Regions from separate parts of the Mus musculus genome. Here all the other regions are linked to region 3. Evidence: chromatin loops called from intact Hi-C (ENCODE). Cell type or tissue: left cerebral cortex. All regions are shown on one strand. Links, peaks and the distances in the headings refer to the core of each region. The heading gives the core; the rest is flanking DNA. Region 1 overlaps Clcn5 (chloride channel, voltage-sensitive 5). Region 2 holds the start of Clcn5 (chloride channel, voltage-sensitive 5). Region 3 holds the start of Magix (MAGI family member, X-linked).

Region 1 (8,193 bases), core at 1,375-6,374, 370 kb before region 3:
ATCTACAATTACATGGAGTAAATATTATCGTTCATAAATACATACTGTATATTATATATAATATATATCTTTTGCATACTAGTAGCGTTTGTGACTTCTGAACAATATTCAGGCAATGGTGAAAGGGCTATAAATGTATATTAACTCATTCAATCCTTCCAGTCACCCTTTAACAGTTGTTACACCGATAGACTAATTAGTAGCTATTTTTACTGACCCCATTTTATAGGTGATGAAGGTGAGGCACTTAAGATTAAATAACTTGCTCAAAGCTAACAGCTAACAGTGACAGAGCCAGGACAAAAGCCAAGTGACTGTCTCCCTAAGACTATATTTGACCCACAATGAAACAACTTAGTCTTTTGAAAAGGAGGTAATTTTAGTGGGTTCAAATCCAGTCATATCAGATACCAGGCCCTGGGTTTCCTCCACAGCTGTGTGCTTGGGAAAGAACCTTAGATGGTAATAACATTTCTGAAAAGGTGTTTTCCTTTACTTCTGCTTCAATCCTTGCCATCAAAATTCATTCCCCATTCATTTTGAGCCCTCTGAGGAATTGGAGAAAAGTGAGAAAGCGAGACAAAATGCCTTTGTTTACTTATTTTTATTATATTTATAACTTCTTTGTATTTTTTAATTGACAACTTAATTCTTGAGCGCCTGCCACAGGGAGGCACCGTGCCAGACAGAGAGGGAAATGGGGTGGATGCTGCTTCGTTGCTACTACCATAAAAACCTGACTCTGAGAGTCAAAAGGATGCTCCTATTTTGGTCAAGTCGGGAGCAGATGGGTTTTTCTAGGTAATAATGGTCCAATTAGCAAGCCAGACTATCCAGATTTCACAGCAAACCTCTGCAATCAACTCCTGAACTACTTTCTAACACTCCATCTTGGCCTACCATTGTGTTAGCCAAATCACTAGAGTATTGGAATACTTACAAATACACTATGATGAGAAAGAAAAGAAAAACCTACAAGGTCTAAATTTCTAGTTTTCGAATTTGAGGCCTGCAGACTGGTTTCCCATTGCAACTATGAATTCTAGTACAATCTGCTTTCTTTTCACACATGTAATTTTCATCAGATGCTCTGTCATTTCCCATGTTGCTTTGCACAGTCACTTTGTCCCCACTTTCACTCTCCCAGGAGATTATTTTTTTAATCAATTGTAGAGGCAGCCAAAAATTAAGTGTCCTTGTGGAAGTGTTAATAGCAAAAAGCCTGCTCTAAGCAAACAGTCTGGGGCCTGGTTTCTTTTTGCTTCTTAGTCAGAGGTATGATGGGACACATAACTGAGGCAGACACCCAATTGTGTGCTACTTGTTTTAGGCATTCTTTGGAAGTCCACAGTCTTTTCTGTCTCCTTTCCAAATTACTTGTTCGCTGCTTTTAAAAGCAATACACGCCGCTTGTACAAAATCTGAAAAATAAGCTAATGTATCAAAGACAGCGAAAACCGTAAGCTCAGCCTAGCACTTGGAGCAAGGCACTGTCTTTGGAGCATTTCTTCTAGTGTGGATTTCTCTCCTAAGCATTTACCACATCAGTCTTGATATTTTTTTAGACAAGTTTTGCTTTGTAGCCTAGGATAGCCTAGAATTCTTATTTCTCCTGCTTCAACCACCCAAGTACTGGAATCACAACAACAGGCCATTAGTCTTCATTTTTTATGGCCAAATACAATACTATATAGACCTGCCATAATTTATATGCATTGCCCATTATTGAAACTATATCTAGTTTTTGTACTATAAATATCATAAGGTAAAAATGTGCGTATGTGTGTGTATATACTTCCTTCAGAAATTAAGTTTTATTAATTAACAAGAAATCCATGTAATAAAGTAAATTTATAATTTATTTTGTTTTGTGTTTGAGACAGGATTTCACAGCGTAACCCAGGTGCTCCTCTTGCCTCAGCCTTCTGAGTACTAAGACTGTAGACATGTGCATCTCAGAATCTTTAATTTAATACTGTTTTTGCAGTGCTGGGGATAGATCCTAGGACGCTGAATATGCTGAACATGCATTCTACTAATGAGCTACACCTATTAAATAATTTTCTATGTATCCTTGCAGATGATTCTTGTCTGGTTTTGTTGTTTTGAAATAGTGCCTCACACTATAGCCCAGGCCATGTGGTATAGCTCAGGCTGTCTTTGAAATCAGGACAATCCTCCTGCCTCATCCTCCAAAGTGCTGGGATTATAGAACTGTATTACTATGCCTGGCTTTCCTTTCAGACTTTTGTTGGTATTATGCATTTGTGGACATAAAAACATACATGAAAGTGGTATCTCACTATTAATAATTTAAAATCATAACAATAATAGTTACTACTCTACATTGAGCCCATATATGAAACAGTAACTTTCCCTACTTCATCCTTTCAACCACTACTTAGTGATTCGCAAATTTGATTGTACATTAAAATCATGAGGGTATGGGGGGCTTTAAAAATACTAATTAATTTCCACCCACTCCAAGAAAATCATTTTTTTAAAAAGATATCGTCTCACTATGTGGCCTTGACTGGCCTAGAAGTCACTAGTGTAGACCAGCTGGCTTTGAACTCATAGATATCTGCCTCTCAAATCTCAGGATTAAAGGCATATGACACAACACCTGGAGAGAATCAGATTAAATTGGTCTGAATTTATTTTATTTTATTTTATTTTATTTTATTTTATGTGTATGGCTATTTTGCCCACATGTTCACCTTTGTACCACCGTGCCCTCAGAAGCCAGAAAAGAGTGTCAAATTCCTACGGGGCTAGAGTTAAAGATGGCTGTGAGCCACCATGTGGGTGCTGGGAATCAACCTCAGGTCCTCTGGAAGATCAACCTGTGCTCTCAACTGCTGAGCCAGCCCCATCTCTCCAGCCCCAGTTTCAAGGTTTTTTTTTTTTAATCCACAATACTGATGAGCACAGGAGTTGGGAACTATTAGGCTAGCAACTATCTTATCATTTAATATATTAGCGAGGGTGGAGCTGAGAAATACTAATACACACAATGAACCAGACTTTTAACTATTAATCATTTGAAATCTGCTTTTCTCCTCATGTAACACTATATCATAAATCAATTTCTAAGCCAATAAGTAGGGCACTATCACTTTTAGAAACTACAGTATTCCACTGTATGACTGTAATAGAATACAAATGTCACCAATTTTCCAAACACTGAAAATGCTACAGTTAATATATTCATTCATATATCCTTGGAGCACCATCTTTAATTCTTTCCTTAGGATAAATTAATATGTATTAAACTACTCTCCAGGGGGAGGCAGGCAGATCTCTGAGTTTGAGCCCAGCCTGGCCCATAGAGCGAGTTCTAGAACAGCTGGGGCTACACAGAGAAACCCTGTCTCTAGAAGACACACACACACACACACACACACACACACACAGAGAGAGAGAGAGAGAGAGAGAGAGAGAGAAGAAAATAACTACCTACTCACCCACTCAAACTATAAACATTTTAAAAGTATTTCTCCGTTGACATTTTCAGGAGACGTGTGTGAGAACAGCTGCTTCCTCATATTTTTTACCAACTCTGAGTTCTGCCATTCTTTTTTTTTTAATCTTTGCAAAATTATACTGGAGAAAATTGTATGCTATTCTAATTCCCCTTTCTTTCACAACAACGGAGAGTACGCTTTTCGTGTTTACTGGTCACTTGAATTTCTCTGTTTATATGTTTCTCTGTGCAGATTTCCCTCCCAGTCACTGTGTGCCTTTCTAGCAAAATAGTCACGTGCTTTTTCTTCCTGTGTTAAATGCAATGGACTGCATGCAATTCTTCCTAGTTTTCTCATTAACTTTATTTGTGGTATGTGCAGAAGTTTTAAATTATTACATAATTAGTGATATTAATCTTTTTCTTTATTATGTCTACCTTTGCTATTAAGCATATAAATATCTACTTCGAGATTATGTCATTCCCTAGTTTTCAGTTCTTTCATCATTTCACTCTCATTTAATGTTGAATTACTTAGTGAAGCAGTTCTCAAACAAGATTAGACATCAGAATTGTTCACAAGGCTCCTTTAAATGCTGAAGTCTTAGGAATGAATTCCAATGGGGGGGGGCTGAGACCTGAGCAGAAATATGTTTTAAAGCACAGAAAATTTTGCTAGCCTCCCTCCTTTAGTACTAAAACTATTTTAATCCTTCTAAATGTATGTAGATATGTATTTTTTCAAAATTACTTCAGCAAGTTTGTTAAATAAACTATTTTACTAATTTGAAATGTTACCTTTATCCTAGTTGGTAAATTCCAGGAGCTCAGAGTCTGTAGCTGTTTTCCTAGACTACTGCATCTGCGGGGCCTAGTAGTATCCAGTATATAACTTGGGTTCAGTAAAGTTATAAATAATGAACTCGAGTCTCCTTTTAACTTCAAACTAACACGTCTCCTCTTTGGTGTTTTCTCAATCATTAGAGCAAACCCCCTGATGTTTTTAACACTGACTTTCAGTTATCAGAAATATGAATGCACCCTCTGCATATTGTGTTTAAAGTAGCCAGACTATGCATTATCACCCCATTGAGTGAGCTCAAAATAATACCGTTGGCCATGTCGAAGAGGTGCATGATTTCTGATCAGATGTTCCATTAAGAATTAGTCAACAATGATCCAAAAAAGGGGAAGGTTTGAGATTTTTAGCTCTTGAGATTTCCCAACTAATTGCCTCAAGAAATGAGTGCAAAAGCTTCCTTGAACTGAGGACAGATTCCCTCTTCCGTAAACCCATGAAAAGAACATAACAGAGAATCCCAAGACTGATTTCAAATCCTCTCATTCCGCTCAAGTAATACCTATCTGATCTTGGACATTCTGGACTCTACAATGGAGTTTCTTGTTTCCTAAGACTATCCTCAGATCTAAATCTCTACCTGAAGAGCCAAACAGACTATTATCTTGCTAGGCTTCCAGAGACAACCTGAAATGACATCTTCAGAATAAGGCTCCAGTCCCATCCAAACTAAAGTAAAACAATAGTACTATCAGGTGACAGCAGTAGTAGGAATAGCTATTACTAAATTATGAATACATTTACACACTAAATTACATTCTAAGTGTCTCATGATTAGATTATGGGTGTACAGTTGTATAGTATCAAGTTTAACTCAAACCATCTTCACAACCGTATATACTAAGTTCTATTCTCATGCTCATTTACAAAGGAGGTCAATGAATCACAGAGGGCTCAAATAAATTGCCCAAAGCCTCACAGCTCTCAAGCCATTAAGCCAATAGTTCGATCCAGATTCACGTGGCTAACTTTGGAACTATCATTTCCCCTTTAAAAGTTGCCCCCAAACAGCCACTAAACTGCAGTGATCCTAAATGCTAAATTATGTAGAACCCTTCCCTCTCAACAATCAAAAAAATGAGATTTCAGTCCATTTTAAAGTTAAGCAGATCATGTTGCAGAGCCTCAGCTCTTAAGAAATGTTGCTAAGAAAATATGACATTTCATTTATTAATAATTATTAATCATTAAACATGACAACACTATCAGAACAACTGGAGTGGAAAACTACAAACTCACACACATCACCAGAAACAAAAGCAGTCCCCACTTGCACACACTCTGGACTGGATACTTTTTCAAAAAATGCCTTTGAAACATCAACCTGACAGCCCAAAGGAATCAAAAGGAGCTAAGGAGGTCAAAAGTTTAGTACACCAGCAGCTAGCCTCCCCTCCAGCCACCTCTCATGTTTCCCATGTTGGAGAAGGGCACTGTAGCTTCCACACCCAAGCTGGCCGTCAGTCCAGGGTCAGCTCTTCAGGCCCGTCTTGCAGCATGCAGGAACTCACCATACGCTTTCCAAGCGCACTCCCCTTGCTTCTCTTCTCAGACCCTCACTACCTTTCCCCTAAACCTCTACTTGAGAAAGCATCTCAATGAGTGCAGCCTTCTCCTGTCTCCAGCACCCCCTCAGCTCAGCACTGCTGCCAAAGGGAATCTTTCTCAAACCAAATCTGTTTCTGTCACTTCCCTGTTTAGAATCTTTGTCTCCAGGAGAGAGTATAAAAAGCCTTCCTAGAACATACAAGGTTCTTTATTTTCTGGCCTCCGACTCCTTTCCTTGATTCATCTCACACCAGGCAAACAAAGCAAGCTGGAAGTTCCTGAACAGTGCCGCTCTGTCTGCCTCGAACGCGATTCTCTCACGTAGCCATATGGCCACCTCCTACTCAGTTTTAGAGCAACTCAAACCGCAAAGTTCGCCATGCTTTTTCTCTAGGCTTGCATCTCACTTTACACCTTCCCTATGGTAATACTCCCTGGGGCCCAGCTTATTCCTAAGTCTGCCTTTCCCAGATCAGGAGGAAGCCAAGCTTCTGCGCTTTCCTCCTGTCTCTAGTCTGCTTGGTGAAGGAAAAGAACGTCTTAGGATTTAACCGCGCGCGCGCGCACACACACACACACACACACACACACACACACACACGTGCACACACCACATGCCACAGATGAGGAGGTCAGAGGGCAATTTGTGAGAATCTGTTGTCTCCTTCCATCATATATGGATCTCAGGGACAGAACTCAAGTTGTCTGCCTTGGTGGCAAACACCTCTACCCACTGAGCCACCTCACTGTTTGTGAGAAATACCCATCAAATCCAGCATCCAAGCCAAATCTCCTTTCAAAACACATCTTTAAACTGACAATCCATGTATGTCAAAGCTGTTTGTTACATTTGGGTATGTGCATGTTTTAAATCACAAACCCAAGAGAACATTTTTAAAAGGCTCATGAACCTCACAGACAAATCTAGCTTCTGGCCATTCACAGATATTGAAGCTATCTTTTTTAAACTCTGTTTCGTGTAAGCAGTCCTGAACCTTTTGTGGGTCACAGACATAGTTCGGTAGTTTTTGTCAATCATTTCTTAAACCCGCATTTCTTCTGTAGTCATCATAAGATGCTAATGAAAATTCTGATCATCCTGGAGACTGATGTCCAACCTCACTAAAAATAACAACTTTGCATGAGATAGAAACTCGCAACAAGAGATATAATTTATCACCTAAAATATTGTTGAGCTTGGCTCTTGGGTACGTTATAACATGAAAATGAGCATCTTCCTTCTAGCGCCAATATAAATATACACATAAGATTCAATGAGCTATTCAATGCCACGCCCCGCTCCCGCCCCCGCCCCGCCCACAAAAGTCTTCATTGACAAGAGGAAGCTTGAGAGGCAGCAAAGTGTGTCTCCCCCGATTTCCAAGAATCTTACAAAATGAATTTGATTGAAACAAATGAAAACCACAAATAGGGGGGAAATGGATCATCCCCTCACAAATAATCCCCAGAAATACATATTTAATTGAAGGAAATTCTTCTCAATGCTTCCCACTAACATCCACTTGAGAATCATTTGAATATTCTAGCTTCTCTTAAATGAATGTGCACCACCCTGGTAAAGAAAGGGTTAAATTAAAGAAACAGCTGCCTGGCAGCTACTGGCACTGGGGGTGGGGTGGGGGTGGAAGACAGCAGGAGGAAAAACCAGTTAGAGGAATAAGTGTTAATTTCTTACCCTGCCACATGGCCATCTTGTACCTATCTTCTCCCACACTGGGGTCACAGGCTCAGAGCTTTCCAGTGCTCCCCCCCCCAAGTTTTGGAGGGGGACTTAAAGGAGGGTATAGATGGAGATGCAAGTGTGTGATTCTGCTTTCTGCAAGATTCTAAGGCCCCAAACCTGAAAATAAAACAGAAGAATAAAAATTGCAAGAGAACAATTTCAAATTCTTGAAACTGAGCCCCTGCCCCCGCAACCTCTCTTTCAAAGACAGCATACATAAGCAGCGTCAAGTTTCCCCCCTTCGCAGCAGTGAGGTATTGCTGGTGAGAGAGTGGAGCTCTACCATCAGTTAACACTGTCATTCACTACTGTAGGATCCTGTGTGAATCACTGGGGTTGGAGCTGTAAATGGGGCTGGACACTCATCCTGGGTTGAGTAAAGGGTTGGTTGAGGTGAATTGTGATAGCCTATCTTAAAGTTCCACACTCCGGTGCATGAATTCTTCCTCTGTCCATAAAGGTGCAGTGTTACATGAACACCTCAGTAGAAAACACAGAAGACTCTGTGAATAAAGTATTAAAATAAACCTTACAGACAAAAAAGGGAGCGTAATAAAAAGTAAGAAGCGATGATAC
Region 2 (8,193 bases), core at 1,231-6,230, 360 kb before region 3:
AGCGCGCTCAGTCGGCTCTGGCGTTCCACACGGCGAGTAGAGCTAGCGCCCCACGTAGCCGGCAGAGCTTCATTCACACAGCCCAGCCGGGAGGAGGGGGAGCGGAGCGGGAGCGAGGCTCATGTGACAGGCGCCTTGGAGTATTAGCTCTGCCAAGACGGCGTCTGCGCATGCGCGCCACGGAGGGCCCGCTCCAGGCACCTCGGGCCGGCCAGGGGGGAAAGCGCCACCGAGAAGCAGCAGCTGGGAGGAGCTTCGGCATGCGCAACCGCAATAGGGTAGTCGGGCTTGCAGCCATATTTAATGAGGACTGGGCGGATCCAACCCAAATGCGGGGCGTGTCAGTTGCATTTGGGGGAAAAAAAAAGCAATGCTCCCTTCGGTTTCATTGTTTGCAGATTGCCTACCTTGGTTTTGCTTTTGTCTTTAGAACAAACTGTTTATCCTGAGTATCTTGCCCACAGCGGACATCAGACCACAAATTTAAGCCTCCCTTATGCCAGGCATTGTTCTGGCTAATATACTTTATTCGTTTCATTTAATGCTCACAAGAACTCATGAAGAGTGTGTCATTATCCGTTTTCCCTCATAAAAATACAGAGGCTCAGAAAGGTTACATAGCTTTTCCAATCTCACACTGTAGTAGCAATAAGAATAGTGATCAAATACAGTAGTGCTTGCAGGGGCCAATTTAATCCAACACAGGGAAATCTATACTGCAGTTACTTATAGGTATTATTGCCAATTTAATCATTGTCAAGCGAAAACTCAAGGTGACATATACTTCTAATCCCGATTCTTTGAGGTTGAAGGCAGGAGAATCGATGCGAGGTCATCCTAGGCTATATTGTAAGTTTGAAGGCAGGATGCTGTCTCAAAAACAGACAAACAAAACACAAAATAAAGCTCAGATTCCAACTGAGGTCTCTCTGTCTCCAAAGCCATTCCGAATAATTAGAAGAACTATCCTATCCTTGTGAGGAATGAACAGGTTATACAAATGGAGTGCAGCTATTAATTTATTGCAAGAACTAAGATTGGAATCCACATCATCAACACAAGTAATCTACCTAGAAGCCAAGTATTCAAATTCAAAATCCACTGTAGTAAATAGTATTTTTTTTTCTTGCAACAGGGACTCACTATTTAGCCTTGGATGCCTGAAACTCACCATGTAAACTAAACTGGCCTTGGGATCACAGATACTCAGCTGCTTCTGCCTCCCAAGCGCTGGGATTGTAGACCTGTGCCACACCCGTAGACTTTTTTTTTCTTTGAGAAGTTTATACAAGTATACAATAAACTATAATCTTATACGCTTCCATTTGCTCCCTCCAATTCTCCCCAAGAAATCCATATTTCCCCCAACACCTCCCCTCATAATTTCAAATTTCTTGTGTTAGTAACCCAATAAATCCAGTTAGTGCTGCCCATATTTGCAAGAGTGTGGGACCATTCGACAGACCAGGAAAAACCTACCAGAGGTCACACCCTCAAAGAAGAGCAATTCTCTCTCCCCAGGTGGGAAGCTATCAACTACCAATGGAATCTCAGTAAGAAATAGAGTCTGGATATCACCTCTCCCATCTCTGTAGGAATGTTGGTGGCTTGGTCTTGTTCAGGAGTCAGTGACCTTGTGGACAAAGGACAGTCTTTTACAGCACTCCTGTGCATCCTCCAGCTCCTGCATTCTTTCAATCTCCTCTTCTAAGATGGCCCTTAGGCCTAATTGGGGGTGGGGGTAGGGTTGAGAATTCTGTCATTTAGACTTCGGGCTGAGCACTCAGTCTCTTCTCAGAACTTTGGCCAGTTGTGAGTTTCTGTGTTTCATGGCAAAAAGAAGCTCCTCAGACCAAAGTTGAGAACAGCCCAGATCTATAGCTATAGACACTAATATTTGGAAGGCAATCATTTAGCTAAATTAAAATAGCAGGTTCTACCCAAGGAGTGACCCAGACATGGAGTTACAGTATCAGGCATAAAATTCTCTCCTGTGATAAAGGTTTCAATCAGAAAGTGGCCATCAACATGCCACTATTACACCAGTAGGCACATCTTGCCTGGCAGATCAGCAATGTTAACACAAGGGAGCAAAATTCAGTAAGGCCATGTATGCTCAGTGAATTTTGAATGCCTACTTTGGATAAGTTAAGGGTTTGGAAATATAAAACCTGTATCTGAGCCCAAGCCATGCAAAGCTTCCAGAGATAAAGCTATAATCAAACACAATGAAGTTTTGGGCTTATTTTAATACAAAACCTAACAGGAAAAAAAATGGTCATCTCACAGAGAAAAAAGATAGGGTCATGGGAGAAGACTAAACGTTAGATGAATTTCAAAAGAAGCCATGCTTCCATAAGCTCAAACCCTGATCATCACTGTGTGGATCTGGACTGTGGAGTGAATCCAGAGCTCTGCATTCTTGGGAACCCTGGAGTAGATATGAAATGTTGGATCCAGGTAGGCCTTTATCTAAAGCTCTATACCTGAGCCCCAAATCAAAGCTGCTTCTGTGTGCCAGCTTCGTTTATGCCCTCCACACACATGGGGTGATTTAGTGATGACAATACTAGTGGGTGATAACAAGTGGCAGGCAGCAAGATGCTGCTAGCTTATGACTGAAAAGGACAAAGGGGGTTTTTTAAACCACCATGGTCACCTACACTCCAGCCTATTACTACATACCACACTACAGTATCGAAGCATAGAGGTTGTGTGTGGTGTGAATGGAAAGGAACCGAGGCTAAATTAGAAGGACTGGGAATGCTGGACAGATATTCCTACTTGATTCAGAAACAAATGGGGGAAGAATTGAGGAAGTTTGCTTTGATGTGTGATGTGCGAGCACACACCACACACACACACATGATTTGTGCATGGTAAATATGCACTTTACTAATATGCCCAATAGTGAAAACGTTTGAACAAGGCAATCCTTTTGTTAGGACTCTTCCTTAAGAACTGAAATCAGGTGTGTTTTTGGTTTGGTTTGGTTTGGTTTGGTTTGGTTTGGTTTGGTTTTGGTTTTGGTTTGGTTTTGGTTTTGTTTTTTTGAGAAGTTTCTCTTTTCTGTCTTTTTTGTCCTGCTCAACACTTCAGGAGAGAAAAACAAGAGCTCACTTGTGCATTGATGAGGAAGCACCCACCCCAATCCCCGAGGAACTACAATACAAGTAACGGTCAAAAGAGTCTCCTCTGATAAAGGGGCATGAAAAAGGGCAGGCTGACTGGAAGCAAGTTTATCCCTCCAAGACAAGAGCCTTTGCTTCATCTGTAGGATTATTTGAGAGGCTTAGAGTCTCATAGAGTATGACGTGGCTGCAATACATAAATATAGCCACGTGGTGTCGCCACTGACCGCCAACAGCTTGGAGGGCTCCAATATTTAAACACACCCAATTCACACACACACACACACACACACACACACACACACACACACACACACACACACACACACATTTCATTTCATCTTTTGTGAGTTAAAAAAAGAAAAAAGTCGTGACAGCAGGCTCTAAAGTCAGACTGCATAGGCTCAAAACAACCCAGCCGTAGAGACGTATTAGTTGTTGTTGTTCCTTCTTCTTTTTCTTCTTCTTCTTTTTTTTTTTTTTTTTGAGTTACCAGGTTTCTTATATAATGTTTAAGTGTATCAATAAACACTTAACAATCAGCACTTAACAAATGTTACCTAGTACTAATGATAATGATGGTGGTAGCGGCGGTGATGGTGGTAGTGAGGAAGACTCCTTGATTAAGGTCTTTAGATTTAAGGGGAAATATTTGTAGGGAGATGATGTAAATGTCTATTTTTCTAAGCGAAGAAATTAAATTGTGGTGCTGATAAAGCAAAGTTAATGGTTTCTTTAAAAGCTACAAATTGTGGTGACTCATTCCTGTAACCCCACTCCTCTGCCGACTAAAGCAGGGCGATCTTGAGTTCCAGGCCAGTGTGGACTATATAATAAACTATGAGTTTGATTCTGCTTAAATGGACACACTACCTAAGTGTCTTCTGAACTCATCAGGGTCCGCACACTCAGGAACTCAAACCACTGTGGCTGCCTGCAGACATAAGACCCACAAAATCAAGCTATTCAACATTTCAACATGGACCCCGAAGGGGTCCCCAAGTATGTGCTCACCCCTGACCAACGTGCCATGGCAAGCTGATGGTTTCTGAAGAGGAGAGAGTCAAGTTTTCTTTAAGAGCATAGCTCATGGTAGGTCCAGCACACTCCACTCGATGGCTGCGCACCTGAGAGTTTATGAGCAGCAAACACTGGACTCAATTGTTTATTGCTTTAAAAAGGAAAAAGGACACAAAGTTGAGGGGAGGTAGGGAGATGGAGTGGAGAAGGAAGGGAGTAGAGAAAGGAGTAGGGGGAGGTGCATACAATCAAAACAAATTATATGAAATGTTGAAAGAGTTGACAACCATTTGTTAAAAGTCAATTATACGTAAGTGATATGATGAAATCGTCTACATAATGAAAAAGCACTCATGTCACAAAAGCACATCACTGTGCTCTCTGAACCATCATGGCTACAAGCACTTCTTTCACCTTCAAATTAACACTGCAAGTAAAGGCCCAAAGAGATAGCTGTGTGGCCATGAAAGGGAAAGCCTGAATGCTTCTGGTATTGTTTGTATTTATCATATATTTCACTATTGTGCTATCTCCCAATGCCACTTTTGTCTTTATTTTTGTGATGCTAAGGGTTAAACTTTGCTAAGCATGCTCTGTACCAGCTGGGACATTAATTTCAAAGCCAAACATCTAGAGTGCTCAAGAAATGTCAAGGTTAGTTTCAGAAAAATGAAGCAGAATAAAAGGCAATGAACAGATTTCCCTAGCTCCCTCCCAGCTTCTTAAACTGTTGGTCACTACTTTATATGGGGGTCACAGAGCTGAATGTGAGGGTCAGGAAAAACAACAACAATAACAACAACTTGGCAACAGTAAAGGATTTCTGAATATGCAACAAACAAAAATTAATTCAAGAGGAAACAAATAATGAGTTACGGGTATCTAGCAATAATGGCTTGTGTTGCACTACATGTTTTTACCGTGGCCTTGGTTAACAACACCTTGTTAACTACACATGCGATCATGCTATACAATGCTGCAAACGTGTGGGCTCAGACTTAAGAGATGTATTTATCCTATGAATCTCTCTCCCTCTCCCTCTCCCTCTCCCTCTCCCTCTCCCTCTCCCTCTCCCTCTCCCCTCTCTCTCTCCCTCTCACCCCTCTCTCTCTCCCTCTCTCTCTTTCTCTCTCTCTCTCTCTCTGTCTCTCTGTGTGTGTGTGTGTGTGAGAGAGAGAGAGAGAGAGAGAGAGAGAGAGAGAGAGAGAGTAGACAAAGCTTTCTGCTCTTACAAAAAAATAATTTGAGTTCTAGGGCCATGGGTGTAGTTCAATGTGTAGAGTCTGTGACTGGCACAGAAACCTGGGCTTGCTGCTAATTGTTCAGGTAAGGGAGAAAAAAAAGTGGGAAGGTGGTCAGATACAATCTTGCCTGACAATATGGGGACTAAGTAGCATGGTAGAAACAGTGAGCTAGGAAAACAGAAGTTGGGACCAAGGTTAGAAACCTCCAAGCCTCCCCAATCCTGCCCAGCCATGTTAAGATTTTTTTCCTGTTTCATCCACGGCTTGGGAAGCTTGGGAGGCGTGAGAGCAGCTAGGAAAACAACAACAAGATGTGCTTTCTTTCCTGAAATGACTGCAAGATCTATTCTGCCTACTGAGTTACAAAGTGAGGACAAAGGGAGAAAGAAAAACAACTCTGCAGAGAAGATTTTCGCAAGCTAGGCAAGCGATAATGGAAGCTTGGAGCAAGACGATTGCAGTCCGATGATAAGAAGTAGCCAGAGCCTGCATTTTCATCCAAGGCTGCCCTATCAGGATTTGCTGATGGATTGGATGTGAGATAGTACGAAAAAAAAAAAAAAACAAGAATGGCCAAGGTTTGTGTCCTAAGTAACTGGGAGTTGCAAAAACCAAGTGGATTCAGGGAAGGAGGAGGTCAGACTTTGGTTTTCTTTAACCGTTTGTCACCCACCATGAAATGGGTAAAAGAGCAAGGAGAGAACAGGAAAGAGTGGGGCCATAAAACATTCCAGGAGAAACTCAAATTCTAAAAGAAAAGTCAACCAATACTATGGTCCACATGGCACAGATGTTGAAACGATAATTCAAAGGATTTTGAACTGCTCTATGGGAAAAAAATGCTTCAAACTGATATCACAAATAGGCTCAAATGAATAAAAGTGGAAATTCTTAGCAAATGAATAAATTATCTAAAGGAGAAAAACAAAATGGTAGGAAGGTGGAGAAGAATATGTAAGAAGTTAGGAGAGAAAGGGTGAATATAATCAAAATACACTGAATGAAAATTTAAGAGCATTTTTTTACTCTTGCCAAGAACTAGTGTTTGATCCCAGCATCCACATGGAAGCTAGCAACCCTCTATAACTCCAGTTCAGGGGATATGCTGCCCTCTTCTGGACTCCGTGTGCACTGCACACATATGATACATAGATATACATGCATTCAAAACATTTATACACATAAAAAATTTTAAGTTAGCTAGGTTATTTTATTGTAGAATTTCATTTGTATCGCATTTTATTTCTTTAATGTTATAGTTTTAGTGTGTGTGTGTGTGTGTGTGTGTGTGTACATGCATGCATGCAGGACAGGACATGTAAGCACATATCATAGCAAGGGTATGAATATCAGAGGACAACTTTGTGGAGTCACATCCCTCTTTCTACCTTTACATGGATTCCAGGAAACAAACTCAAGGGGTCACACTTTCTCAGTAAGCTGTTGACCCATCTCACTGGCCTATGCAACATTTTCTAAATCAGAAAATTACAGAGATGGAGAAGAGGTTCATTCTTACCAGGAGTTAGGAATGGACAGTGGGAGAGAAGGGATGTGGCTCTAACTGGGTAGAGAAGGATGATGGGTTTTGGCTCACTTGTGTCTTAGTTATCATCAGCCTACACCAATCTACATATGTGATGCAGTGGCGTAGAACCATGAATATGCATTATTATCTATGTTGATTTCTCAGATTTGACACCACTGTATAGCCAGCAATGTGTAACTGCTAGAAAGGCCTAAGTGAAATTTACAAAAGGCTTCTTTGTGTTATTTTTGCAACTTTCCATGGATTTATGTAATTCAAAATAAATGGGTACCAAAAAAATGGAAAGAGCAGAGTTACAGATATTGAATATTTTAGCAATGGATAATTTTAGCAAGTAATCTTGCTGTAATGGGGGGGGGCAAAAAATGTGGGATGAATGAGAGCTAAAGCATACTGACTCAAAATATTTTTTAAAAAATGCTTTTAATGGGGGAGACAATAACATGATTGTAGCTAATAGGGAAGAACCTGAAGAAAGCAAGAGAAGAGAAAATTGCCAGGAGGCAATGTCATGAAAAGTGGAGGGGCTACCTCTCCTCAAGCAGTACTGGGGGTGGGGGGGGCATATATGCACTGATTTAAGTGTGTGAGGAGATTCGGTAACCCGAATTTGCGAGCTTTGTTTTCTGATTGCCTCTATTTTCTCTCTGAAACCGGAAGTCAGGTCCTGGGCTGAAAATGAGGATGTATGCGGAGGTGTTAAAGGTTTGAAGGGAGAGGAGAAGGTATGAAGTAGTTGTCTAGGAAACCAGCAGTGCAAATGGACCAGGATAATACTATGTGATTTCCTGGCAACATTAAGTGCCCACTTGAGGTTTATGGTCCTGAATTTAAAGTGAGAGTGCACTTTTTTGTTGGTTTTTTTCCCCCCAGCTATGTTCAACTACAAGGATGTAAGAAAGAGGTAAGAGAAATTGATAATGACAAGGTGGATACAAGGAGCTACAAAAGGGTTGGGAAATGACTTGAAAAGAGGACATCAGGGAACTGAGAGGGTAGGGTGTGGAAAGATCAGGTAACTCCATAACGAAATCACGATGGGTAAAAACAGAATTAATTGGAGACAGAAACTAAAATATTTTCTGTTTGTTTAGCGGGTTTCTACTGTTACTATTGTTTGTTTCTTTGTAGATGGGTTATCACTTTATAGATGGGCTAGCTGGCCTCAAACTCACAATGCTCCTCCTGCCTCAGCATCTCCGGTTTCAATATTAGAAGTGTGCACTAAAGTCTTTGAAACACAAGACAG
Region 3 (8,193 bases), core at 1,610-6,609:
TGACCTGCAAACGACCACATCGCTGTGCTGGCCCATCCTTCAGCAGTCCATGCACGGTCAATGGAGCATCCCCAGATACATTTCGGCCTCCACTTAAAGTGAGACCAAAACCTGCCGGACCTCGGGTCAGCTCCACAGAAAATCGGCCAGTGGCTTGGGGTACTTTCAAAGCATAGCTTGCCTTATTCTGGGTTACTGGAAGTGGCTCCGTCCATGTACCTAGAGTCTCAGACCTTTGATGCTGGAAAAGGGGCAAGAGTATACATAAATTAGCTGGGTGTGTACCTTAGGATTACTATTGCTGAGATGAGACACCATGACCAAAGCAACTTGGGGGGGGGGGGGGAGGCTTTATTTGGCTTATACTTCCACATCATAGTTCATCACCAAAATGTCAAACCAGGAACTCAAACAGGGCAGGAATATGGAGGCAGGTCGTGATTCAGAAGCCATGGAGGGTGCTGCTTGTTGGCCTGTTACCTATAGCTTGCTCAGCCTGCTTTTATTCTTTTTCTTTTCGAGACAGGGTTTCTCTGGGTAGCATTGGCTGTCCTGGAACTCACTATGTAGACCAGGTTGGTGTCAAACAGAGATCCGCCTGCCTCTGCCTCCTGAGTGCTGGGATTAAAGGAGTGTGCTACCATTGCCTAGTCAGTCTGTTTTCTTATAGAATCTAGGATCACTGGCCCAAGGAAGACACCACCCCCAGTGGGCTGAGCCCTCCCCCCATCAATCACTAACAAAATGTCTTACAGCCGGATCTTATGGAAACATTTTCTCAGTTGAGGTTCCCTCCTTTCAGATAACTCCAGCCGTTTGTTAAGTTGACATAAGACTGGCCAGCATAGTATAGGAAGTACATGCCTATAATTGTAGCATTGGGGAGTCTAGGGCAGAGAGATCACCTTCAGTTTGAGGATAGCCTAGTGTACCTATCAAGTTCCCGCCAGCCTGGGCTACAGAAGATGCCCTGTCTAAAACTCAACAGAAGCAAAAGGTTAACACAGGACATAGCATTAAGTACCTGGGGTCGATGTTTCACAAGAGTAGCATGAGGCAAGCGACTGTCTGTGACTTCTATATCTGCAGAATCCAGACCACTAACACCTTAGATATGAAAGAGACAAAGAGGGACATCAAAAGATGTGACATGGAAACCAACTTAGGACTCCTGGGTTAACTTTTTAAATATTATTTATTTTATTTATTTTTGGTTTTTCGAGACTGGGTTTCTCTGTATAGCCCTGGATGTCCTGGAACTCACTTTGTTGACCAGGCTGGCCTTGAACACAGAAATCTGCCTGCCTCTGCCTCCCGAGTGCTGGGATTAAAGGCATGCACACCACGCCTGGCATATTCTTTTTTAAAAAAAGATTTATTATTATACATAAGTACACTGTAGCTGTCTTCAGATGCACCAGAAGAGGGCCTCAAATCTCATTGCAGGTGGTTGTAAGCCACCATGTGGTTGCTGGGATTTGAACTCAGGACCTTCAGAAGAACAGTCAGTGCCCTTACCCGCTGAGCCATCTCGCCAGCCCCTTAAATATTCTTTTAATTTTTGTGTATGGGTGTTTTGCTGACATGTATGTCTGTGTGCCACATGTGTACCTGATGTCAGATGCTCTGGAACTGGAATGACATTGTGATTGTGAGCTACCATGTGTGTGTGCTGGGAATTGAACCTGGTTCTTCCATATGAGCAGCCAGTACTCTTAACCATGAAACAATCTCTCTCTAGCCCCACCAGCTAACATTTCAACCTCACCTATTTGCCCACTTGTGCAACTCACACAGATTTGCCCACCATTAGACTATTTAGGGACCACACTACCATTCTCCTTCTCTAGCAATCTTTAAGGCTGACCCTACAGAAATAGCTGTCCTGGCTCCTTCTTAGGTAATCCTTTGCCATCCATGTGATCAGTCCTCCATATCTTCCTTCCAGATGCTAAGAACACATAGGCAGCTGGGCGTTGGTGGCACACACCTTTAATCCCAGCACTCGGGAGGCAGAGGCAGGCAGATTTCTGAGTTCGAAGCCAGCCTGGTCTACAGAGTGAGTTCCAGGACAGCCAGGACTACACAGAGAAACCCTGTCTCGAAAAAATCAAAAAAAAAAAAAAAAGAAAGAAAGAAAGAAAGGAAGAAAGGAAGGAAGGAAGAAAGGAAGAACACATAGGCTGTATGCGTTAAGCAACACCCTAAGTGTGATTGTAGCTTATTGGTAATGGGAGTTCCCAGCATGTGCCACATCCTGAGTTTGGTCCCAGTACCCCAAGAGTTAAATAAATACAATATTTTTTTTAAAGCAAGGCCTTCTAGGAAAGTTGCCATTTCAAGATTTTTATTTCCTGAGAATCTAGATCACAACCTCTAATTAGCCTGCAAAATTCACTTCATTTCTCACATGTGAACCAACAGCAGAAGACTAACCCCAGCATTCTAGAAGCTAAGGCAGGAGTATTGGCTCAAATTTGAGACCAACGTGGTCTTCATCATGAGACTTTGTCTCATGAAACAAAACAAGGAACTAGAGAGAGAGCTCAGTAGTTAAGAGTTCCTATTATTCCTGCTAAAGACCAGAGTTCAATTCCCAGCACACATGTGAAGACTCACAACTGCCTGAAACTGGTAAATCTGATAAACTCACATGTATATACCTACCAACACAAACACACTTGAAAATAAATAAGTCAGATGTGGTGGCGCACGCCTTTAATCTCAGCACTCAGAAGGCAGAGGCAGGTGGATCTTTGAGTTCTAGGCCAGCCTGGGTTACATAGTAAGTTCTTGGACAGTCAGGACTACATAGAGAGACCCAGTCTCTAAAATAAAATTAAGGGGTGGAGCAGGAAAAAATTAAATAAAAATGATATCTTTCAACATACACATTCACACAAAACCAAGCAAACAAAAATTTGCCTCTAATGTATTCAGAGCTTCCACACTTTGGCATTTCAGACTCACCATTTTTTAAAGATGTCTTTATTCATGCATTTATTTTATGTATATGAGTGCACTGTAGCTGTCTTGAGACACACCAGAAGAGGGCATGGGATCCCATTAAAGAGAGTTGTGAGCCACCGTGTGGTTGCTTGGGAACAGAACTCAGGACCTCTGGAAGAGCAGCGTTCTTACCACTGAGCCATCTCTCCAGCCCTCAGACTCACCTTTTTACAAAGAAATCATTTCCTCTAAGGAAATGACATTTCCTCTCCTCTTTGGAAATGACATTTGGTACAGTTTCACGTATGTATAAAATGTATTGAAATCAATCTTACATCTGTTATGCACTTTTTTTGTTTGTTTGCTTTTCGAGACAGGGTTTCTGTTGTAACCCTGGCTGTCCTGGAACTTGCTCTGTAGACCAGGCTGGCCTCGAACTCACAGAGATCCATCCACCTGCATCTACCTCTCTTGGGTGCTGGGATTAAAGTACTACTGCTCAGCCCCATTATGTACTCTTAATCTGCTCCCAGTCCTGTTAACTATTCTTCCCAATTAGGCCCCCTCCTACACCTAGGTTTGTTTGTGTATGTGTTGCCGGTAGTTACAGCTACCAAGTGTTCAAGATTGCGAATGCCAAGTCAGAGCCCCGCTGACCTTAATAACTATCCAGTCCAGCACTTTCCACAAATGTCCTGAAACTCATCTATCGCAATAAACCTAAAGGAATAAACTCTAGTTCACACGGTCTCGCTGCCTCTGAACCCTCCGGGTGGAATCACACTCTCTAACAGTCCCAGGGCTAGCTAGAAGCCCAGCCCCTCCTGCCCCGCCCTACCAAGTCCTTGTACCTACCCTCCGTGTGGCGCAGGCGCAATGTGGCGCCCGCTTTTCGTACTAGCGCTGTCAAGTCCGCGGCGGCTCGTGCCGCCAGGGGGCGCGCATCCAGCCGCTCCAGGAGCTGCCGAGCTCGGGGACTCCTGGACCCTTGTAAGCCACCTCCTGCAGAGGAGAAGGAGACAAGTCGTCTTGGACTCAGAGCGCTGGAGTCCCGACGTGAGTGATTTCTAAGTCCAAGACCTAGAAATGCCCCTCCAGGTATCCGGAGATCCCCGGTCACTTGTTCAGGGCTGCCCGACAGTCCCCTCCTCTCCTAGGACCCCTGACCGCCGCAAGTGTATACATTGCCCGCTGCCTTACCCCATAAAATCCCCGAAGGTAGCCATTTGACAGCAATAGACCTGAACACCTCTGAGCACTCAACAGATTTATTTGTTTGGAGGTCACCATACTGTCCCCTAGTAACACTAAATGTCAAACTTCTTTCGCCATGTGTCCAGGGACCCTGCTTCTCCCACATAAACTCCTCCCTGCAAACAACCCTGAATCCCCCAATTTCACCTTCAGTACACTGGTCAATCCCTGCTACTCCCAAGAGTTCCCTTAAAGGCCCAGTGTCCCCTCCGAGTGCAAGCATCCCCAGATCCCCACCTCCTCAGATCCCCAGCCCACCCACCTAATTCCCTACACACCCTGCCTGCCTAGGACCAGCAGATGCCTCCAGGCTTTCTTCCTAGACTCATGACATAGGTCTCCTGAATCTGATGTGCTCCCCCCACCTCTCTCTCTCCCTCCCCCCCCCTCTCTCTCTCTCTCTCTCTCACACACACACACACACACACACACACACACACACACACACACACACACACAGCCTGGAGACTATAGGTAGGGGACCTAAAACAAGGTTTTCATCGCTGGGCCCCTGGCTATTGCCAGGACTGCCTGGGCACCAACGCTGATGTTTACCACTTGTGGGGTGGAAATGATTAGAAGTCCACAAGCAAGGAGTGGGTGGCCTGGGTCGGCTCCTTCCCTTTCTCTCTTTTCCACCCAAGCCAGTACCTCTTCTGCCCCCTCTAGGGTCTGCCGTGTTCCCAGCGCGAGAGTCCATGGCCTGTGGTGAACCTGGTGGACTCAGGGCAGCCCGATGATTAGTTTTTAGCGCAGGGGCGCGCTCACCTGGCTCCTAGCCCAGGCCTGGACGCTGCTGTTGTCTGGCCAGTCCCAGGCCTGGCGCCCGGACCAGGAGGTGACCTACCTGGCCGCAGGCAAGGAGGCCTGGTTGCGGGAGCTGTAAAGTCAGAGTCTAGCCTTGCTTTGCCCCAAGTACATCTGCTTCTCTTAACTGGAGACTGGTTAAAACTGAAAAGCCGGAGTTAAACAAGATATGCAGGAAATGGAATTCAAGTAGCCGGCTGGACATGGACAATGGTACACTATCTTTAGAAAGCAACTTGGCAGGATTTTAAAAATTAAACAATAAACAATCAGAAAGAAAACAAATTAAATATACACATGTGATCTACCCATTCCATTCCGGAGTACTTATCTAAAAGCATGCAGAGTGTTCATAAAGACTTGAGTATGAGTGTTTATGAACCATAGACACTTGGGCAACCATAAACATACAATTGATTCCCTCTTGTTCTGGAGACTGGAAAATGAAAGATCAAGATGTTGGCCAATTTGGTCCTGGGTGTGTCTTTCCTTCTTGGATTGCAGGTAACTGCTTTCTAGCTGTCCTCCTTACACTGGGTTGACAGAGAGAGAGAGAGAGAGAGAGAGAGAGAGAGAGAGAGAGAGAGAGAGAGAGAGAGAAAGAAGAAGAAGAAGAAGAGGAGGAGGAGGAGGAAGAGGAGGAGGAAGGGGGCTGGTGAGATGGCACCAACTGCTCTTCCAAAGGTCCTGAGTTCAAATCCCAGCAACCACATGGTGGCTCACAACCATCTGTAACAAAAATCTGATGCCCTCTTCTGGAGTGTCTGAAGACAGCTACAGTGTACACACATATAAGAAAGAAAGAAACAAACAAACAAAAACAAAAAGTTCTCTGCCTCTATGGAATCTGACTCCCTCTTCTGACCTCCAGAGATACATGCATACATACACATGGCAGACACACACACACACACACAAGAAGAAGAAGGAGGAGAAGGAGGGGAGGGGAAGGAGGAGAGGGAGAGAGAGGGAAAGGAGAGAGAACTTTTCTCTTCTTATATAACCATTTAACTTTATATTCCGGGCTGGTGAGATGGCTCAGTGGGTAAGAGCACCCGACTGCTCTTCCAAAGGTCCAGAGTTCAAATCCCAGCAACCACATGGTGGCTCACAACCATCCGTAACAAGATCTGACTCCCTCTTCTGGAGTGTCTGAAGACAGCTACAGTGTACTTACATATAATCAATAAATAAATCTTTAAAAAAAAAAAAAAAAAACCTTATATTCCTCCTAAGACCCTATCTGCAGTCACTTGGGAGTTAGAGCCTTAATAAGGAGGGAAAGGGCTTGTAACTCAGTTCACAGCATTTGTTGACAGCCTCAAACTGGAGACAACCCAAAAGTCCATCAGTAGATAAGTGCACAAACTGCTGTATTGATGCAGTGGGTTGGATATAGTGATATACACCTATTGTTGCAGCACTCAGGCAGCTGAGGCAGGAGGATTTGGGATTGGAGACCAGCTTGGGTAACTCAGTGAGACTCTTTGCCTCAAGAACTTTAAAGCATAAAACATATTTTTTTAAAATGTTAGTCGAGCATAGTGGAACATACCTTTAATCTCAGCACTGGGAAGGCAGAAGCAGGCAGATCTCTGTGAGTTCAAGGTCAGCCTTGACTACACAGAGAGCTCCTGGCCAGCCAAAGCTACATGGTGAGACCCCCCCCCCATCTCAAACAACAACCAAAGCTTAAATGTTGGGTGTAGTGGCACAGTCCTGAATCTCAGCTACTTGGGAAGCTGAGACAGGATCAGAAATTCAGAGTTATTTGGCTACACAACTTGGCTACAAAATTTGGTACACACTCAGAAGACAGCAAGGGCCAATGGAGACGTTATCAAAAGATGTGGTTGAGGTTAGAAGTTGTAGCAGAGAGCAGAGTGTTTGTCTAGCATAAACAAGGCACTGAGTACTACCTAGTTCTCTCTCTCTCTCTCTTTCTCTCTCTCTCTCTCACACACACACACACACACACACACACACACACACACACACACACAACTTAGAGATATAAAAGGATGAATAATTTGAACTCAAAATGATTATGGTATGGACTGGAGGTATAGGTCAGTAGTATAGAGTACACAAGTAGCTTGAGGTCCTGGGTTCTATACCCAGCACTGTAAAAAAAGAAAGTCACCAAAAATAACTATAGTATATAAAAGAATCCAGACAAACCTCTGTAAAGAGGGCATGCTGTATGACTTTACTTAGATAATCATCTAGTAAAATACATACTACTGATGTGCAATGTCAAATCATGGGCCTGAGGTTGCCTTGAGAAGGGTCCAGGGTGAGGAAGGAAGAATGAGGAAGAGCTAATAGAAAACACTTGATGGGATGGCTATGTTCAGTATCTTCATTACAATGATAGCTTCGTGGTTATTAGTATACTATATTCAAACCCTATCAAGCGTATGAAACCAATTGCCTATAATCCACAACACTTGGGAGGCTGAAGCAGGAGAATCATGATTTCAAGACCAGCCTGTGATACAGAGAGAGAATTTATCTCAGAAAATAGTGTTTGGGGCTGGAAAGATGGCTTAATCGCTAATTGTTCTTCTAGAGGACCCAGATTTGATACCGAGCCCCCACATGGTGGCTCACAACCATCTAACTCCAGCTCCAGGGTATCTCACACCCTCTCCTGGCCTCTTTCAGCACCAGGCATGCATGCAGTGCACATATATACATGCAGACAAAATATCCATACACATAACAATTTTTTTGAGACAGGGTTTCTCTATGTAGCCCTAACTGTCCTGGAACTCACTCTGTAGACCAGGCTGGCCTCAAACTCAGAAATCTGCCTGCCTCTGCCTCCCAAGTGCTGGGATTAAAGGCGTGCACCACCACTGGCCGGCAATTGTTAATTTTTTTTTAATTAAATCGTGAATGAGGAAAGGAATTGTGGTGGCTTTAATATCAGCACTCAGAAAGCAGAAACAGGAGGATCTCTGTGAGTTTGAAGCCAGTCTGGTCTACATAATGTGTTCTAGGACAGCCAGGGCTACATAGAGAGACCCCCATAAATAAATAAATAAATAAATAAATAAATAAATAAATAGTGACCTGATGGTTAACTGTGTAAAGGTATTTGCTGCCACCAAGCCTGATGACCTGGTTCCAATCTCCAGGACCCACACGTTAGGAGGGAATCATCTGCAGGTTATCCGC

Evidence for each region. A loop is a pair of places that touch in the nucleus more often than their neighbours do. Peaks named below come from ENCODE experiments on the same cell type or tissue, not always from the same donor. Only the 100,000 strongest peaks of a DNase experiment are listed, where the experiment ranks them.
Region 1: it touches region 3 in a loop (3-fold over the local background); 3 of 42 quality-filtered maps call a loop at or near these places.
Region 2: a loop joins it to region 3, with 2.8 times the contacts of the local background. A loop is called at or near these places in 3 of 42 quality-filtered maps.

What each region holds. Positions count from the first base shown.
Region 1 is chrX:7,309,090-7,317,282 of GRCm38, forward strand. Clcn5 (chloride channel, voltage-sensitive 5) reads right to left here. Exons shown (of 14, transcript NM_001243762.1): 2 at 7,570-7,734. The coding sequence starts at 7,585. Among named protein-coding and RNA genes, the nearest start is that of Clcn5, 6.2 kb to the right of the region's middle. In left cerebral cortex, for the core only: no CTCF peak of the experiment used is centred there; DNase peaks (open chromatin) are centred at 3,505 and 6,185.
Region 2 is chrX:7,319,155-7,327,347 of GRCm38, forward strand. Clcn5 (chloride channel, voltage-sensitive 5) reads right to left here and starts at 204. Exons shown (of 14, transcript NM_001243762.1): 1 at 1-204. In left cerebral cortex, for the core only: a CTCF peak has its summit at 3,306; a DNase peak (open chromatin) is centred at 3,337.
Region 3 is chrX:7,676,096-7,684,288 of GRCm38, forward strand. Magix (MAGI family member, X-linked) reads right to left here and starts at 4,994. Exons shown (of 6, transcript NM_018832.2): 1 at 4,855-4,994; 2 at 3,805-3,951; 3 at 1,025-1,107; 4 at 5-241. The coding sequence starts at 4,903. In left cerebral cortex, for the core only: CTCF peaks have their summits at 3,073 (motif pointing right) and 3,881 (motif pointing right); DNase peaks (open chromatin) are centred at 3,089 and 3,858; H3K4me3 peaks cover 662 bases.